2 separate regions of the Homo sapiens genome follow, and region 1 is linked to region 2. The links are chromatin loops, found by intact Hi-C in ENCODE. Cell type or tissue: HepG2. All regions are shown on one strand. Each heading gives the region's core, and the rest is flanking DNA. Links, peaks and the distances in the headings are about the cores only.

Region 1 (2,821 bases), core at 264-2,763, 69 kb after region 2:
CCTCAGGTGATCTGCCCACCTCAGCCTCCGAAAGTGCTGGGATTACAGGCGTGAGCCACCATGCCTGGCCAACCCCCCAAGTGTCTGATTTTCTATACTTTGTCTAGCCTCAACTCTTTCTGCATTTAGAAGTCCTAAGTTTCCATATTTCCTCTCATTCTGTAAATAACTCTTAACTATTTTAAAAGGGAAATCATACTGCTTTAAGGCCTCATTTTTCCTGTAATTCATTCATTCAGGGTTACAGTCTCTGGATGAATATAAACTAGTTTCTTAGAGTCCAGATGCTTATTTCTTCCACACGGTTGGAAATCACATCAAGAAGTAAAGCACAGGCTTAAAAAGACATCTTCAGAGAGCCTCACGGCAAAGGATGTACAGGGGTCTAGCAAGAAATGGTCAATCAGAGCTTCTAAGTAAAATGAGAAACTGTTTCCTGAGCTTCTTTTTCGAAAACAATTAAGTTTCCCACATAGTTTGGGCATGCAATTTGAATTTTTTCCCAGCATTTTGCAGGTCTTCAGTATCCTAAGTTATATTATTATTTTCCAAGTTCTTACATTTACCAATGTAAAGTTACCCATCAAGTAGGTGATTAACTAGCTGGTTAGTATTCACACAGTTACCTCAAGGTTGCATACTCAGCCCAGAGCTTTCATCTCTCCACAGGGCAGTCTGTTACTCCCTCCACTTCTGCATTGTTCCTGCCTCTGTGAATGAATCATTATTCATCCAGCTATTTAGGCCTCAGGCCCCAAGAAAATTATCCTTGATTCCTCTCTCACAACTCCAGTATTCTCATCGGGAAGTCTTGCTGCCTCTCTATTTCAAATCTGAATGTTTCTGTCTCCACCACCTTAGTCCAAGTCACCATGACCCCTTACCTGGACCACTGCAAGTCTCCAAATTGCTCATACTCTTTCCATGTTTGCTCCACTTTAATCTATTCACACAGCAGCCAAAGGATTCTTTTAAAATGCATACACCAGGTCTGTTACTTACCATAATTTTAGGGCCTCCAATGATCTCGGTCTGCCTACCTCTGAAGTTCACCCCCTACCAATCCTCCTTCCTCACTAAGCTCTATCAACACTGGCCTTACAATTCCTAGACATGAAGTTCATTCTTATCTCAAGCCCCACGCACTCATTTCTTCTGCCTGGAAGCTTTGCCTTGCACATTTTCCTCCTCATGGCTTGTTCTATCACTTGTTTCAGGCCTCTGCTCAAATATTGCCTTCTGTAGCCTTGACACTCCATTCAAAATACTGGCCGGGTGCGGTGGTTCATGCCTGTAATCCCAGCACTTTGGGAGGCCAGGGCAAGCAGATCACCTGAGGTCAGGAGTTTGAGACCAGCCTGGCCAACATGGTGAAACCCTGTATCTACTAAAAATACAAAAATTAGCTGGGTGTGGTGGCGTGCGCCTGTAATCCCAGCTGCTCAGGAGGCTGAGGCAGGAGAATCACTGGAACCTGGGAGGCAGAGGCTGCAGTGAGCCAAGATCGTACCACTGCACTCCAGCCTGGGCGACAAAGCAAGACTCTGTCTCAAAAACAAACAAACAAACAAACAAACAAACAAAACTCAGTCCTCTCTGCCCTTTCAAATCCTTACACTGCTTTATTATTATTCATAAGAATTACCAGTCACTGAGATTATGTACGGTATTGCTTGTCTAACTAGATTTCAAACTCCATGAGGACAGATTTAGTATTTTTAAATATGTGTGTAGCATTTTAAGTACTACAGTCTTCCCAGTAATTAAAAAAGTCCCTAGCTCATGGCAGGAACTTAATCATTTTTTAATGAATTAATCTCTACATTTTCAAACTGGAGAAAAATTAGGCAGAAAAAGCCCTGTTAAGCTTGCTATAATTAGTGAGTACACTCAGGCCACTCCTGTTTGCATGGATTCTATCCAGACGCCAATGCCAAAATTAGCATGCTAACTATCAATATTATATATGCTTTAGAAAACTTTATTTGCTGACTCAAAGAAACAGCTTATTTATATCCACATTATTACTTTGCCAACCCTTAAGTAACAAAACCTGTTCCTATAAATATTTTGATATATCTTCAAGTCCATGGGCATTCAGTTCAAGCCATGAAACACTGGTAACTACACTTTTAGGACTGCAAATTTCAAACCAAGTTCTCCTGAAAATCTGAACTGGTCAAAGTAGAAGGCATACATGTAGATGCATAGCTAAGTCATAAATGTAACCAAAAAAGTATTGCCCCAGCACAAAGTTTATAAACATTTTCTCCCCCACACCCTGCATCTAGTTTGCACTCAGGAGAACTTTTAATCAGATATTCTAGACCACTTGGTTTTCATCAGAGTCGGCAACATTTCTAATCCAATTCATGACTACCAGCCAACAGCTTTCTACACAGAATTTAAACATTTTGGTCTCATAAACAGCCCAGACATGAGGAAGACATGCCCCCCTGCCCCCGCAAAACAAAAAAGCACTAGGAAATGGAAGAAATGAGACACGAAAACTTGGAAAATATTTAAGAAGGCAATTACTGAATCTTTAGTGTTGATCACTAATTTGAATAACTATATTATTTACACTTTGGTTTATGAAAACTCATCACATTTGTCACTTTAAGAATGATTTTAATCATTTCTACTCCCAAAGATTTCAGAAGGTTAAGATTTAAGATCCAAGTAAGCCTTTATTATTTTCTGGAACTTCATTCAGTGATAGCTGCATTGATGACAAACTAGGGGTTGAAGAGTCACCTGTGTGATGTATTTAGGTCACGATTCATGGAGGATCAATTTAGTCAATTACTTTCCCCAATTC
Region 2 (2,821 bases), core at 138-2,637:
GCTGTTTTCCATCCAGAAAGAAAAATTAACATTTAAAAATGCAAATGTATATATGTTGTTCCCAAAATAAGCAATTTCTGAACAAAAAGAGTAATTGTTAAATCAAAGCACTGAATAGAGCTCAAGGAATGACAGCATCTGGTGAAAGAACCATAAAAAGCTCAGAGAAGAGTGTTTGCTGATAATTATTGACAGTTTGCTAATTACAGCATTATTTGGCCTGTTAAAGGTATATGTACTTCTCCCAGTTAAAGAAAAAGTACACAAGAGGGCTTTTTCTCTCTCTCTCTCTTTTTTTTTTTTTTTTTTTTTTTTTTTTTTTTTTTTTTTACCAGAAAAGATACTCCTGTATCCAGATAAGAACCCAGATTCCCACAACAGAACATTTAGAAAAGGGGTGGGGGAGTGTAGCGTATCTCTGGTCAGCAATGTCTACAACATAGACAATAACTCAACACTGTACACTACTCAGAAGCTAAACTTTCCCTGAACATTACACAGAACAGTCCCATAAAAGGTACAATTTCTACTGCAGTGGTATTGTTTTGGCTTGTCTGAGTCTACAAGTTGTATTGGTTCTAGATTGGGCTGATCTAAGACATTCCACTTCGTGTATACTTATGTAATGTTACACAAGTGAAAGAAATACATTTTTAAAACTTTTTCTGATTAAAATACCAAATAGAAAAATATTGCTTTATATCATTTAATTAGCAAATGTTGATTTGAGCAATATTGAATCACCCAGATGTATATATGTGTATGTGAAATGATTGAATAAAATATTAAGCATTATCATTATGTGCTGAAGCTGAACATTTTCTATAACCTATGATCCAGCAATTCCATTCTTGTACTGTACAAGAAGGGGCATGTGTAAGAATACTCATAGCTGCACTATTCACAATGGTAAAACTGGGAAACAACCCAAGTGCCCATCAAAGGGAAAGTGGAAAATAAACAGTGGTATATTTGAACAATATAACATTATATAGCAGTCAAAATACTTGAACTGTAACAACACTAAGATATTAAAAAAGCAAGTCTCAAAAGATTCTAAAGGAAATAGAAATTTTTAAAAATGTGTTTTATAGGATTACCAATAAATGCAATAAAATCATATAAAAAGAAAAGCAGGGAAGTGATGAACCCAAGATTCAAACGAAAAGTTACTTCAAGTGGGGAAGACCAAGGGATGAAATTGGGGGTATGGCCATGTGGTTAGATATATATTGTGTTCAAAGTCATAACTGTTGCAAGTGTTTATTGCATCATTAAAAGCTCACTAATCAACAGAATAAGTAGTGTGCATTTTATACGATCACTGTGACATTTCTAAGAAGATCTGGGTAATCAATTATTAGCATGCCAAGATCTTTTCTATAGAAGTGCTGAGAAAGTGCATCTATTACTCAATTGATGTCTATTGCTTTTGCAGAGAAGTGGGATAGTATGTATTTCCTAGATAACCATACTACTCTCCCTAGTTTTCAATGTCATGTCTTCTATTTTATCACCTAGGGGCTAGTCCATGCCTTGGAACTCTCTCTATTCTCAACCACAAAGAAAGTACAGACAAACAAGGTTTTTCAAAGTCACTTTCATATCACTAAAGGCCATGCAAGCTGTCACCCTATGATTAAGAGAGCACCGTGTGCCACGTTCCTCACTATTTGTTTAAAATGAGAGGGGTATTGCCTTTGAAGAAATAGTTGAAATGCAGGAAATGAGGTATTTTATTTACACACTGGAAGTATGTAGCACTGAAAAAGCACCAGCCTCAAGGTGAGGGGTCATGTAAACATTAAGCATGCCTTGGCGTTTTATGGTACAACTGATATATATGCACCAAAATCATCTCCCACCTCCCCATCTCACTCCTAGAGTGGGTTTTTTATTCCAGGAGGGGAATATATGACTTTCTGAACTTAGGTCTATATTTTTGGCAAACTCTTATTCCAACTCTGCCTGTACTCTTATATCAAATAGAAAGCAGGCAGTCTTTTTCTCCTTCTAGAGTTGTCCAAGGACAGAAAAAAACCGCAGCAGAAATATGCCACGTACACAGAAAAAAGAAAGGCGGATCTGATAAGCTGGAAAGGAGAAGCCTGGAAAAAGATGTGGATTATGTAATAGGCCCAGAAGATGGGCTGATGAGAAAAAGCTTCTTTTAATGTTTCTGGAAAAAAATGCAAATATTCAGCAAGACACGGTCATTATCCTGGTGAATGGGCACATTCAGTGATTCCTTCTATCTTTGGTGCAGAGATTGAGGCATCTTGGGATGCAACTGAGGGAGCAAAGCTGACTGCAGCCTCTGCCCTCCTGTGTGTGCAGTCAACCTGGCACATCCCCTCTTGCTACCAGACCCGTTTCCCTTTCCAGGAGGAAGTCAACTCGGTTGCTAAAAAACAAGTTCTGATGAGTGTTTAAGGAGGAGCAGGATAATGGGAGTGGCTCCGCTGCAAGGCCAGGGGCCACAGTCTCCCAACTTTAAAAGCCCTTGCATTCCAAATGTGAAGGAACTCCTTCAGCAGATATATTTTTAAAAGCATTTAAAACTGAGGTTTAGAGAAATGAGGCAATTTGCCCAGCAACACAAACTGAATGTGGAACAGACTTCAAAGACAGGAATGCTGACTCCCACTGCAGCACATAGCTCTGCCTCTCAGCCAAACTCCCAGGGCAGCTCCTCATTAACACCCTCCAGCCCATCCACCATACAGCTGCTGGAGTGAGATTTGTAAAACACAGATCTGAACATGGTCCCTCCCAGCTAGATGCAGGCTTCACTCTTTAGTCATGAAGACACAGTCACCTC

What was found. A loop is a pair of places that touch in the nucleus more often than their neighbours do. Peaks named below come from ENCODE experiments on the same cell type or tissue, not always from the same donor. Only the 100,000 strongest peaks of a DNase experiment are listed, where the experiment ranks them.
Region 1: a loop joins it to region 2, with 2.4 times the contacts of the local background. A loop is called at or near these places in 1 of 110 quality-filtered maps.

Annotation. Positions count from the first base shown.
Region 1 is chr2:17,660,973-17,663,793 of GRCh38, forward strand. No RefSeq gene overlaps it. Among named protein-coding and RNA genes, the nearest start is that of SMC6, 91 kb to the right of the region's middle. In HepG2, for the core only: no CTCF peak of the experiment used is centred there; no DNase peak of the experiment used is centred there.
Region 2 is chr2:17,592,350-17,595,170 of GRCh38, forward strand. The region is part of intron 2 of VSNL1 (visinin like 1); the gene reads left to right. Among named protein-coding and RNA genes, the nearest start is that of VSNL1, 53 kb to the left of the region's middle. In HepG2, for the core only: no CTCF peak of the experiment used is centred there; DNase peaks (open chromatin) are centred at 922, 1,682 and 2,632.